Linked DNA regions of Homo sapiens: all the other regions are linked to region 1. The links are chromatin contacts, found by Hi-C or POLR2A ChIA-PET in ENCODE. All regions are on one chromosome and are shown on one strand. The core of a region is the stretch at or near the end of the contact, and the rest is flanking DNA. Distances in the headings are between cores, read along the strand shown. Region 1 has its middle 220 kb from the start of LINC02967. Region 2 overlaps SYNDIG1 (synapse differentiation inducing 1). Region 3 has its middle 160 kb from the start of LINC02967.

Region 1 (4,496 bases), core at 670-3,169:
CCACATCCTGCCAGTGGGCAAAGTATGGGACAGCGCAGGTGTAGGCAGGAAGGTGGAAAAACGCATCCCAAGAAGAGAGAATAGTTTATATGAGGCAAGGAGACTGCAGCTTGGATGAGCCCAGGGTCGGGAGGAGGGCCTCCTCTTTCCCTTTGCACACCAGCCTGGGTGGTCTTAAAACTGCAGCGAGGTGGGCCCTTGGCATGGGGAATGCAGGACTGCAGGGTGAAAAGAGGGCATGGTGCGGGGCCAGCCAGGGCTGAGGAAGCGGCCAGTGATGCAGAGCTCCATGTCGGCAGGGCCCCATCGACTTGCTCTGGCAGCCTGCTGGGGCCTGGGTACAGGTTCAGATCACAAGTGCAGGCTCAGAGAAGCAGGGAAGGATGGTGTTCCTCGATGGCAGTAACTCCATGCTGTGTAGTTCACTGTGGAGACAGCACAGAGCCCACCAGGTCCAGCGTTGCAGGTGCGTTGGCCTGAGACTGCAACACCACTGACCGCTTACTCTCGAAGACTGAGCTACTGCTGTGGTCCCCGTCCCTCACCTCATGGCTGGAGGGTGCAAAGCGGAGCCAGGGTCAGAGCTTCATGTGGGACTGGTGACAGTGCCGTGACTGGCAGGCCCCAAGTCCCCAGCACTTCCTCTAATTAAGGGAACTTGGCATGTCCCTGGGCCTCTCTGAGCTTTAACTTCATCTTTAAATTGTGACTTGTAAATGGATCAAGCTTCTCAAACTCTAGTGAGCCTGAGAACAACCCAGGGTGCTTGTTTAAAATATAATTCTTGGGTCTCTGGACTGGATTCTGGAACAGAAAAAGAATGCTAATGGAAAAACAAGTGAAATCTGATGAAATCTAGAGTTAATTAATTGTAATGAGCCAATGTTGCTTTCTTATTTTTTACTAATGAACCTTGATACTGTAAGATACTATTAGAGGAAGCAAATTGGGTGAGGGGCATATGGGAACATTCACATTATCTTTGCATATTTTTTGTGACTCTAAAACTATTGCAGAATAAAATGTGTATTTTTTAAAAAGCTTGTTCCTTACCCCGACCACAGCCATTCTGAATTCAGTAGGTTTGGGGGTGGGTCCCCACGGGCTGTGATGGGAGTGATCAGCAGACCGGGTTGGAAAACACTGAACTTTGTTCCCATGGTGCTAGCTGGAACCACTCCTGGGTCCAGATTCTCTGAGGTGGCTTTCCACCCAAGCAACAGGGGCACAGCCAGAAAGCAGGCCACAGATGCCAGAGAGTCAGAACCAGGCCTGGAGTCTGGAAGGGCCAGAGAGAGCTGAGGACACAGGAGATGAGAAGTCCAGATGTCAGCAAAGAGGGACGTGAGGGGACAGAGCTGGGGACTCGCCTCCCTCACTGCCCCATGCACCTGCCATGAGTGCCTGCAGTGCATACCTGTGTGGTGTGGGGGGCACCCTGAGCACCCACCCCCGAGTTCCACAGGTTCCACTCCTGGGAAAACACATAAGGAGCTGGTGGCGGAGGCTCTGGGCCTGAAGTCAGAGCTCAAGAGTGGATGGAAGGTCAAATCCTTGGATGAAAACGACAAAAATATCAGGAATCTAAGTGCGGAGACCCCAGCCTGCTGCCTCCAGACCCTCCCTGGGTTGGGAAAGGCCATGGCTGAATAAGGTAGTTGGCCAGTGTGGCGGGAGAGAGGCCTCTTGGGAGTACCCCAAACCTCGTGGCACAGAAAAGACCCATGGATTTGTACCCAGGGGGTTGGATAGGGACATTCCAGCACAGACCACAAGTGGCTTACACTGCCCTGTGAGGGCAGGTGTGATCAGGACACACCATGGCCAGGAGGGGCTGGACGAAGTGGCCTGGGCCCTTGGTGGGAGCACGGCCAGAACTCGGCCATTCCCTGGGATCTGGAGGGACATAGGAAGTAGAACAAGGAGAGTGGGGCTCCAGGAGGGCAGCCAAGAGGGCAGCGGTGGTTGCAGCCTCTAGGGTGGGTGGGCCCAGAGAACCTGGGAGGAGGCCCCAGTTCGGCAGACTTTTGCTAGGGAGAGGCAGGGAAGGCCTGGGCTGAAATCCAGGCAGAGGGGGTGTTGCCAAGACACTGACTGGAAGACGGGTCGGCAGGACACAGTCAGATGATTCCTGCCCTTTCTGGGGTGACTTTGCGGCACCTGGTGATGGCCTGAGCTTCTCCATCACCTGCAGTATAGTCCATGGCCCCGAGCATGCACACTGGGACTGCTAGGTCTGCAGAACCCATTAGAAAATGCAGAACTTAGGAATCTGCATCTCCAGGGTTGGGGTCCAGGAATCTATTTTTTTACATCGCGAGGTGATTCTAACGAGCTAATAGGTTTGGTAACTGCCAGAAGAAAGGACTTCCAAGTCCCTAGCTATGGGATCCTGGCCCCAGGGACACAAGCTAGATGTGCAGGCTCTGGTTGTCCCCAGGGAAGTGACTGTTCTGCCCTCACCCCAGCATACCTCCCAAGTTTTAGTGCTCAGCCTCTCCCAGCTGAGTCCGTGGGCCGGAGTGGTTATAGCCCAAGGAGTTATTGCTGCCATAAATTCAAAGAAATGAAGCATTTCGGAAGATAAATTTCTTTTTGATTCCCAGCCAGGCTTCCTTTGGAGAGATGGCTGGAAGTCCATGCTGTCCCTGAGCTGTGTCTCCCTTTCCTTCCTGTGCCACCCCTGCTGTGACCTCGCCGGCGCCGGCTCCGGACAGGCTGCTGCTTCCCGAGTCCCTGGAGGCTTCATCTGAGCCACTCAGTTTCCCTCCCTGGCAGCTCCACGGCCGGGCAAACTTCATTAGTTCCAGCACTTGCTCAAGGATTTTCTGTCTCTCCCTTCACTGTCTTGTTTACTTTTCTTACCTTCTGTTTCTACTTTTTTTGGTTTCCATAAAAATTGCTTGCACAACTGGTTTGGTCCAGTTCTGCAATCAGCATCTGGGCCACTGCCTGCTGCAGGGCTGAGAGTTGACACAATCAGAAACAGTGTCCTGCTGGCTGGGGCATAATTTAGTTCAGATGACACTCTGTGGCCAATGTCGTATTTTCCCCCAGATTCTACTGGAGCCACGCAGAGGAAAATCTACTGCATGTAAAGCTAATGACAGGTCGAATACATCAGGGATTGCTGAGTCTTGGTTGGATAATACAACACATGGATGCTTGGCAAGTACCTTCATTCATTCCTTCACTCATTCACTCTTACAGTGATTCATTGAACAAATTTGACTGGTGGCTGCCCTGTCCCAGGTGCTGTGTTAGGTAGATTCCACCAGAGAGGAAGAGAGGAGCAATGGAAAGGGATGCGTGTGTGCACTTGTGTGGCATGATTAAATATGGATTGTGTAATATATATGATGAAGCAAACATGAGTGGCTATCTAGGCATAAAGAGGTAGTTGCCCTAAGAGCTGCACAGTGGAATGTTTCATGGGAAAGCATTTCAGATGAGCTCTGAGCAACCCCTGAAGCAAGGGCAGGTCCACCAACCACAGGCAGTCTGTATGTGTGCCCAGAGCAGGATGGGAAGAGGAGGTGGTCAGAGACTGGAGGCTGGGGACATGTCCATCCCATCCCTAAGCACCACCAGCCCTCCATGCTCAGCCATAACCTTAACCCCACATCCTCTCCTGAATATCCCCAGGCTGGAACCAGGGCCCTGGCATGTGGGTTGATGAAAACCTTATTAATTTGATGCTCCTCCTTGGAGGCTGGTGCTTCTGGCATTTGCTGAGCAGGTAGGTAGCCGTGTGGTGGGACCCAGATGTTCATAAAACCAAGAACTGCATGGGAAAGAGATTGTTCAAAGTCACTGTCAGCTGAAAAAAGTGACAAGGGCCCTGAGAGGGCAGATGATGTGCTAGGCCCTGAGAAGGAACCAGGAAATGCTTCCAGGAGGGATGGATGGGGCAGGCTTCATGGAAAAGCAGAGGAGGATGTGGAACCAGCTAGTTAGCAGGAGGCGGGTGAGTTAGGTGGGTCACTTGCCAGGAACAGGGAACAATGGAATGGACCCAGCAGAGAAGTGGCAGACATAGCAGTGGCAAGAAGGGGGCATTGGAGCTGGACTTTCAGGGCCTTAAGTGGCAAATTAAGGACTTTGAGTTTGACCCCAAGAAGGTGAAGCGGTCTTGGGAAGTGGCTTTAATGGCTGGGGATGGCGTGATCAACACCACGTTCAGGGGTCGGAGTCTTGTGGCCCAGTGGACTGGGCATGGGCTGGAGGGGGAGGGTGCACTAAGAGGCAGAGGGATGTCCCTTGGGGGCATGAGCTGAGACAGGCTGGGAATGTGAACGGAGAGGACGAGGTGCTGGTGTGCCTTGCCGTGGCTGAACACAGCCTTGTGGCTTCACTGAAACATTCCTCAGAGGCAACCGAAGATTCAGGGAAGAAGCCATGTCCATGGGCTTCCAGCACCAGAAGGATCAACTCTTCAGGCACATATGACAACCTACTCTCAGGTCCTTCCTACCAATTCCTGATGGGCCACCTAG
Region 2 (4,655 bases), core at 358-2,857, 59 kb before region 1:
TGACACCACCCAGCCCGAAGGCCCACAGTGGAGTGCGTGATGCCCCTGCTGTGCCCCTCCTGGTTTATCCGTGCCTGGCAGAGTCCCAGCACCCAGCACGGGAGCAGGTGTAGGGGAGGCTCAGAAATAAACATGGATCAATATTAACTGGTAACGTTCACGGGGGGGAATGTTCCAAAGAACCTTGTTGAAACCCTCTAAGTTGGTCCCCTTTTGATTCTAGTTGATCACCCTGGAAGAAATGGCAGCATTCAATTCCTCCATCCTTTTTTCCAGTTCGCAAGGGCTGGTTCCCTGGACCAGCAGCATCAGGGTCATCTGGGAACGTTTTAGGATCGTGAAGTCTCGTCAGCTCCCAAGACCTGCTGACTCGGAAGCTCTGGGGACGGGGCTGGCAGTCTGGGTGTGAATGCCCTCTGAGGTTGCTGTGGAGACTCCTGAGGTAACACATGCTGAAGTCAGCCTGTCCTAATGGACCAGGCTCTTGGTTAGGAGCCCCAGCACCTAGGGGAGGCCGTGGTTCAGGGTTGTTGGGGTGTGGGCACAGCACGTGACACCCGCACCAGCCGCTCTCACCTTTTCACTCCTGCCCTCCCAGGTCACCTGCATCCGCCAAACTCTGCCTGGGGTTCCCTTCGTTATCAGCAGAGCACATAGACACATGTCTGGATTTGTTTATTCATTGTCTTTTCAAATATAGTGTACTCAACTTGGAAAACAGAAGGAGGAGGAAGAGAATGGAGAAAGAAAGCATGAAAACTGAACCTCTCCTCCATGCCCCTTTCTCAAAGCCCCTCCTCCAGGGGGACCCCGTCTTTCTGTGCCTTTATCAATGTGTGTGTGGGCAGTTTTGATTTACACGTAGAAGACCATCAAAGTGCAATGCAGCTTGCTTTTTCACATAATGTAAATACTTCTGGTATCTGCATATAAACACCAGCATTGACATTTTTAATGATTTTGTAGCATTTTGATGTATGAATTGCAATAATTTCATTACAGTAATGTTTTCCCTAAAAATGGACATATCAATTGTTTTCAACTTCTCCTTTTGCAAATATAGGATATCCACAAGTGAAATTCCACCAAGTCAAAGGTTATTCACATGTAAATTTAGCTACATACTGTAACTTCTCCTCCAGAAGTCCGTACCAGTTTTCATTCCTATTAACAAAATGTGAATGCCTGTCTTTCCCACCTGAGCTCAGTGTTCCATTTTCAACAATCTGATAGATAAAATAAAAGATATTGTCAGTTTCAGTTTGTGTTTCATTGGTTACTATAAAGCTGAACATCTTTATGTGTGTTATTTTTTTTCCTGCTTTTATTTCCCGTATAAATTTCTAGTTCTACATTTACCATTTTGTATTGGGTGTTCACATTTTATTAATTTGTAGACCTTATTTTTCTGACACAGTTTTTAGTCTGCTGTTCATGAGCTTTACTGCAAACATGTCCTCCTGCCAGACTTGGCTGTCAGTGGTGCCTCTTGCTGTAGAAAGGAGTCCTGGAGTATCTTCAGTGGTTGCTGGAGGGAAGCTTCCAGGGCACTACAGTCCAGTTCTTTACAGCTGCTGAGCATTGGTTGTGCGGTGTCTCACAGTGACTCAGCAGAAGACAGAGCCTGCACTAGTGTCTCCCAGGCATCATCGGATCCTGCAGCTCCCACACGGCAGCCCCAGGAGCAGCCTGGCAGTGTGACTCAGCAGCTTTCCTTGCCTGTTCTGAGGGGGCGCAGCTGGGGACAGCACGGGCTTCTGCCCACTCCTCACCCTGCCAGCGGGAAGCCTCCAAGACTTGGGAAGGAAAGGCAGTGAAGACCTCACTTGTCTCCTGCTGGGCCGTGGGCCCAGGTGCTGGCTTCACGGTGGTGACTCATGAACACACGAAGAATTGGGTGTGCAGAGGAGGAGAAACCATGCAGTGAAGAGCCCCATCGTCCTGTCACAAAATCCACTGCTAACTTTTTATTTCTACACCTATCTCCTCATGCTTCACAGAACCTCTGACCAAAGCAGCTTCCTCTTATCATTCACAGATTTTATAACTTTCTGCCTTTCCGAACGCGCTCTTCATTCCTGGTCATCTTGCATAATTTCCCGCCCGTGATTCTAAAGAAGAGAACCTATTGCTATGATAAAAGCTCACTGCAGATTCAGGGACATTGCACCTTATCCCAGCGGACACCAAGGGTCTCTGTGCTGGTTGGGTCTTGCCTCCAGTTCTCATCTTTCTTATTAAATACTTAAGTTTCTAAACTGGAGACTTTTCTTGATGAGGAGGCCGACTAAAGGAGTACCTTTTTATAAGCTTTTTTTACAATTACATTCACATCACAAAACACGTAGTTTTGTAACAGTGCAGTTATTCACACATGCCTCTTGTTTTTCAGAGCACCCTTTTCTCCCCTTCTGTGTTGAGGGTGGATCTCACGGCCACACAGTTAACCTATGTTAACCACCTCGACTGCCCTTCCAGTTTCCTCCACACTCAGCCATTTGCATATGCACACACATCTAGCACCCGGTCACCATGCCATCTACCACTGTGGGGACCCTCTCACCAGTTTATTCTCATGAGAGTAAACACACTTTCTGTATCTCAATGTTTTCACTGACAATACTTTCCAATATTCTGGAAATTTTGTAGTTATTGTCTTTAGCATTCATGAAATACCTGCATAACAATGACTGTCGTTGACCCAGCTGTCTTTCCAACACTGCTTGTTCACTGTTGTCTGGACTTTGGGGGGGCTCTATGAACAATGTTCCAATCAAATGTAGTTTTTGGTGAAAGTTTATATCCATATTTGCCGGTATATGAGACTGGGCTGCAAATAGGGTACTTCAATTTTCATGAGAAAGCTTAACTTCTTTTCATCATGCATAAGTTGGAAGTGATTTTCATCTATTATTGAAGCTGCGTCATTGTTTGGGGTAAATACCCAAGGTTCATTGTCTCGTGCCAAGGGAATAGAGGAAATGGACATACAAGAAGTGTATTTAAGAGTGGAGGTTTAATAGGCAAAAGAAAGAGAAAAGAGAACAGCTCTCTCTCCTGCAGAGAGAGAGGGGCACCTGAGTGGGTCTTCTAGTCCATGGCAAAGTACATGGGGTTTTATAGACTGGCTTGAGGAGGCAGTGTCTGATTTACATAGGGCCCAAAGATTGGTTGGACCAGGTGTGCCATTTACATAGCACACAAAGAAGCTGGCCACCTCTCCCTAATGTTTTACTATGCAGATGGGGTCTCTACCTGGCCAGTGCCATGTTGTCTGCTCCTTACTGTGCACGTGGTTGACAAGGAAAGGAGATGATGGAGTGCCATGTTGAACCTGCCTGGCCACCATGTAGCCTTTTCCTATTGGCACAGCTGCTGGCATTCACCCATGCAAGCTTCCAGCTTATCTATGTCTGCAGCTCAATTTTACAGGCTGCTCTTTGTTAGAAAAGAAGTGATTTGGGGGCTGCTTTTCATTAAAAGGAAAATCTTACCAAGGACTCTCTTACCCTCGCTATCTGCCTAAATAATTTCTTTTTAACTGCTATATCATTATTATAAGATAAAATCTATATTGATCATGTCAACAGACCTAGGTTCTGCCTGGGGCGCAGTAGGAAATCACAAGTTGCAATTGAGGCCTTGCATACCATCCAAGAGGCTCCTGAGAATTTTCCCCTGCACATGGGAAGTCATTGCTTGACCTTTTCCCTGTGGGGGATCCTGCAAGGCAGTTCCCTGCAGCCACGGGCAGGGCCCGGGGAGGGCAGGCTGCTGCAGCCTCAGCAGCCCACCCTTCCAGCAGCTGAGGAGGGTACATTGGCTGGGAAGAGGGGTCTTGGTACAGCTCCTACAGAATCCCACATGGAACTACATGCAGCATAGATGCCAAATACATAGTGAACAGAGGAGTGAACAGCGAGCAAGAAACCCAGCACTCTGTGGTGTGTCTCATATGGTAATTACAAGCCACATGGTAATTTACGATTCCTTCCCTTCAGAGCTACATTTTCTTCAAGTCCCTTCCACGTCCCCTCCCTCCACTCTAACAGCCTCTTCCCTGTGAAAAGCAGTGGCATTGGAGAGACAGAAAGAATAGGCCCATAAAGACAACCCTCTCATTCAGAGACATCAGCCCTCAGAGGTCCCACCTAGCCACTGGATCTTCTTCATGAAGCCTCTTGCTCACCTAGAAAACCCCAGCAAAATGTGGGCTCTCCAGACTTCTGCCACAGAGAAGACCCTTCTAAAATGCTGATATTCCTAGATGTGATACAGATCAAGTCACTAAAGTCCTAAATTTCAAATCAAGGAAGGAAGGGGGAAGGTGATGCCAGAAACAGAACAGGCAAAGAGCAGAGCAGGTGCTCTGCCAGCAGGCACCAGTCAAAGGTCCAGCAGTAAAAGGTGTACAGGTGTCACCAAGAGCCTCAGTCACCACAGCAGGGCAGAGGCAGTGGGCTGCACCCACCTAGTTGGCTGGTGTAGACCACCCTGGCTCCCTTCGAGTCTCCCCAGCCCCAGAACACCCCTCAACTATCTGTAGACTCCTCTGTGTAGTCAAGACTTCTTGGCAGAAATCCAGGGCTATCCTAGAAGCATCTTAGAAACTGCTGCGACCTGGAGGGGTTAAATGCCTTGACCAAGGCCACAGC
Region 3 (4,403 bases), core at 1,041-3,540, 61 kb after region 1:
CTTAGAGACCAGCCTCCTCATGGGTTGTGACCCTGACTCTGTGCAGACTTCCAGCCATGCCAGGGAGCTCACAGCTGGAGTGAGAGCATGGTTGCCCTGTGGTGAACTTGGGTCTGACCAGGGCCTGCGTTTAACCCCCTGTACAGAGAAGGGAGGATGGACAGTGCTTGGACCTCCACACTCTTCCTTCAGCAGCCTCACCCGCTGCATGTGGTCTGAGGACCAGCAGCCTCAGCATCACGGGGGACCCGGTTAGAAATGCAGAATCCCAGACCCATTCTCAGATCTGCAGAACCAGATGCTGCATTTTAACACAATCTGCAGGTGATTCATGTGCATAAGAAAAATTGAGAAGCTCTAAGAGATCATGGACCTGGTTCCTCCACAAATAAATTTCAAAGGAAAAAAAAAGGGGCGGGAATCTCTGGGTTAAAAGAAATAAAACAGGCCAATAACATGCAACAGGTGGACCTGGTTTGGATGCTGATTTGTATGAACCAATAGTAAACACTGATATTTGATGCTGAGGACTGTTGATGGTTAGGTGTCTACGTTACATTAAAAGCACCCATCTTTTAGAAATGCATACTGAAATGCCTAATGACAACACCATAGGATGCCTGGGATAGGCTTCAAAACAACCCAGTGTGCAGGCAGAGGGAGCACACGGGAGGGCTGTATCTCAATTTTGAAAAAACACCTTGCATCCATCAGCTAGAGATGAGTATATGTGGGCCCAATAAACTATTCTTTCTGTTGTTGTCTGGATTGGAAATTCCAATAAATAAATGATTATTTAATCTCCTGGCTGTTTTTAAATAAATAAGCAGATCCCTAGGTGTTACTCAGACTTATTGAATCTCTGAAAGTTTAGCCCTAGGAAGGTTATTGTTGTTGCTTGTTTGTTTCAATCCTTTCCTTAGGTAATCTTGATGCATTTGGTACCAGGGCTGTGGTTTGGGAATCACCAATTGCATTCAAGTGTTATATCTAGAAAGCATTAAATTTCCAGAAACTCAGCCCTGTTCTTGACAGGGCACGCCAGACAGGCAGGAACTGGGGTCAGGATGGATGAGGAAAACAACCATAAGTTTCTCAAAGACAGAAGTAAATCGGCTTCTTCTGAGCAATTGCTTCAGAACACCTTCTCCTCTGCCCTGAGCACCCTCTTATTAGGTGCAAAATCTCGAGGGGGCATTTGCTCCTAGTTCTTCTGCCCCTGCTGACTCTATAATCTTTGATGTGGCCAGATTTGCACAGTTACTTAACTGGCCTGTCCTCTGTGGGCATTTGTGTTTGCCAGAATCCTGTATGACCTTATGAAAAACATTGTTCAGGGTACAATATCTGTGCTATTCCTCCCACAGCCATTTGCATTTTAAATGAGAACACTTGTTAACTCAAAAACAATGACTTTCTAATGGCTCAATTTTAGAGATGGTGGCCGGGGCAGAGATTTCGAGCTGGCTGTGCTGCCTGGAGTATCCTAGGTCAGGACCCTTCCTTCTGTGCTGCGCTGTGGTCCTGGGCACCACCCAGCTTGCTGGACGGAAGCTGGCTACAGCGTGCCAGGGGCTGTTTCCCTTTCATACACTCCTCACTTAAAGGCCTTCAAGTTACTAACAATGATATTAATAATGCACGGTACTTAACAACCACAAAACAGACAGAGCTGCTGGCCTGTTTTCTATCCCCCAGATACAAAGAGGTCTAGGTTTATGCTTCTGGTGAGAAGGTCAAGAAAACCTTCTGCACCTCAGTTTCCCCCTCTGAACATAGGGGCAAAACAATCCTGGAATACAACTGTTTACTTAAAAATCACACAATTTATACATTTGGAAAGGAAACCATATTTCTTATAAAGGGTTCTGACCACAGCCGGAAGGTAGTCTTCCTGCAGGCTGGGAAGCACAGCTTCTGGCAAAGACCAAAGTCAAGCACTTTTAAGAAAAATAGGTGGGGGGAGGAGCTTTATGCCAAATGAGTTGGCTAAACATGCATATTCAACAGGTTACAGAAGGAGCTGTGAATATTCATAACAAGGATCCTGATGCACACATATAGAACATGTATGTCACATATGATCCATGTTCGCCTTGGGGTGGAGACTTAACATTTAAATGCATGACTGTTAGGCCCTATATATCAAAAGGTCTTTTCAGGACACAAAGGCGCTCAAGTGTGAAGCCTCTGTAAACCATCCAGAACCAGTCCACAGTTGGTGGTCTCTTCTCTGGAGAAAGTTACCGAAATCAGCCTGTTGTTCAATCAAAGCTGTAGTCACAGTTTGTGAAACCTGGGGTCAATGTCCAGTGGAGCTGCAATTGTTTCAACATTGCTTATCCCAAAGCCAATGCTTGTTCAGCTGCTAGAGAAAAAGAAAAACCTCATGACAGAACATGGTTTATTCTTACAGTGTAGGGGTGAGTGATTTAACCCTTGACTCTCATGGCCTTAGGCCCTGTTTATACTTCAGCAATTTATTGCCACACAGAGTCAGTCCCTTCAGTCTTATGATCTCTATTTTAACATTCGTGCTGGTCAGTTGTTTCTAAACCACAAGAGGGAGGGGAGAAATGAAGGGTGTCTGACCTCCTGCCCTGTCATGGCTGGGAACTCAGTTTTTATGTTTTTTTCTGGGATCCTTTGGCCAAGAGAGGGTCTGTTCAGTTGGTGAGAAGTCTAGGACTTTATTTTTAGTTTACACAACAAAGGGTGATTGGAGACCCAAGTGAGACAGTGTTTGGGAAACTACAAAAAGGGGTAAGAGAGAATGCTTTTCTCATTTCTGTCTTAATTCAGTTTTGTCTTCTTAAATATCTAAATTCTATTATCATCTTGAATATTAATCATCCCAACTCCTTTAAAAAGTGCATCTCAACTTCTGCTTTCCTGTCTAGCAGGTAAGGAGTTTGCAAGTCATTCCTTCATCCTAGAAACAAACAAACAAAAAAAGCTGAACAAACCAAAAAATCAACAACTCTTTTTAGATTCATCAGAGAATCGAGGTCACAGTGAAACGGGAAAGGTTCCCTTGTCCCCCTCACAGGGCATGCAACAGGGAGAGTGGCTCGCTTCTTCAGTGCCCCACTGCTCAAACCTCTAGGGGAGCATAGAGACGGGCAGGCTGTGGGGCTCTGACCCCACGGCAGTGTCTAGGGGTGGATGTTTACAGCTCCTGAAGCCCCAGTGGGTGTGTATTACAGAGTGTTCTTTTAGTTTGCCATCTATAGGTGGCTTGTGTTAACCAGCTCAATTAGACCCGCTTCCATATCACAAGGACAGAGGGATTTCTGTATTCCAGGTTCTTGCCCTGGTATACCAGAAGAATCAGATCACACATGGGCTTGGAGAATGAGTGCAAAGTTTTACTGACTGGAAGTAGCTCTCAGCAGATGGGGGAGCCACAAGGGAGACGGTTTTCCCCTGGAGTTGGGCTGCTCAGTGGCCCAGGCTCGCTTTCAACTGCCCCAGCCAAACTCCACTTCATCCCACAGTCGAGATATGGCAGAGATGTTAGAATTACCAGACGTTGAATTAGAACAGCTATGATTAATATACTAAGGGCTGTAATGGACAAAGCAGACAGCGTGTACGAACAGAGGTGCAGTGTAAGCAGAGAGATGGGAATTCTAAGAAACATCCCCCAAAAAGGCTGCAGATCAAAAACACTGTCACTGAAGTGAAGAGTGCCTTTTATGGGCTTATTAGGAGACTGGACATAGCTGAGGAAAGAATCTCTGAGCTTGAGGATATCTCAACAGAAACTTCTAAAACTAAAACACAAATAAAAAAAGACTGAAAAAAGACCTGTGGGACAACTAGAAACAACACAATATACATGTGACGGGAATAGTAGAGGGAGAAGAAAGAAAAAAAGAAACAAAATAAATATTTAAAACAATAATGCCTAAGAATTTCCCCAAATGTCAGACACCAAACCATAGATTCAGGAAGCTCAGAGAATATACCAAGCAGGATAAATCCCCCCAAAAAGTTGCACCCAGGCATGCCACATTCAAATGAGGAAAATGAAAAATAAAGAAACAATAATTAAAGAAGCCAGAGGAAAAAGAATCTTATCTATAGAGAAATAAAAATAAAAATTTCATCCAGCTTATCCTCAGACACCATGCAAACAAGAAGAGAATGGAGTGAAGTATTTAAAGTGTTGAGAGGGGAAAAAAAAAACAAATAACAAAAAACCAGCAACAACCAACAATTCTGTACCCTAAGAAATTATTCTTCAGAAATGAAGCAGAAACAGTCTTTTTCAGAAAAACAAAAATTGAGGAAATTTGTTGCCAGTAATCCTGACTTGCAAAAAAATATTAAAAGAAGTTCTTCAGAGAAAAAGAAAAGGATACAGCCTAGAAACTCAGATTTACATAAAGGAAGAGCAT

What was found. A loop is a pair of places that touch in the nucleus more often than their neighbours do. ChIA-PET counts read pairs that join two places held with the same protein, here RNA polymerase II (POLR2A).
Region 2: a map of ovary shows a loop between it and region 1 (5-fold over the local background). The contact joins two enhancer-like sites. A Hi-C loop is called at or near these places in 3 of 168 maps with a recorded cell type or tissue (CD4-positive, alpha-beta T cell, body of pancreas and ovary) and 1 of 37 single-sample maps with no recorded cell type. POLR2A ChIA-PET finds 5 or more read pairs at or near these places in 2 of 52 experiments (AG04450 and activated CD4-positive, alpha-beta T cell).
Region 3: a loop to region 1 is called in a map of body of pancreas, with 2.8 times the contacts of the local background. The contact joins two enhancer-like sites. A Hi-C loop is called at or near these places in 7 of 168 maps with a recorded cell type or tissue (CD8-positive, alpha-beta T cell, body of pancreas, breast epithelium and 4 more).

Annotation. Positions count from the first base shown.
Region 1 is chr20:24,692,357-24,696,852 of GRCh38, forward strand. No RefSeq gene overlaps it. Among named protein-coding and RNA genes, the nearest start is that of LINC02967, 220 kb to the right of the region's middle. Within about 2 kb of position 1,920, at least 2 of the 41 ENCODE cell types and tissues checked have a DNase peak (open chromatin) inside an H3K27ac peak, as active enhancers do.
Region 2 is chr20:24,633,329-24,637,983 of GRCh38, forward strand. All of the region lies in intron 3 of SYNDIG1 (synapse differentiation inducing 1), which reads left to right. Among named protein-coding and RNA genes, the nearest start is that of SYNDIG1, 170 kb to the left of the region's middle. RefSeq lists enhancers at 389-1,041, 1,125-2,324, 1,206-2,044. Within about 2 kb of position 1,608, at least 5 of the 41 ENCODE cell types and tissues checked have a DNase peak (open chromatin) inside an H3K27ac peak, as active enhancers do.
Region 3 is chr20:24,753,366-24,757,768 of GRCh38, forward strand. No RefSeq gene overlaps it. Among named protein-coding and RNA genes, the nearest start is that of LINC02967, 160 kb to the right of the region's middle. Within about 2 kb of position 2,291, at least 2 of the 41 ENCODE cell types and tissues checked have a DNase peak (open chromatin) inside an H3K27ac peak, as active enhancers do.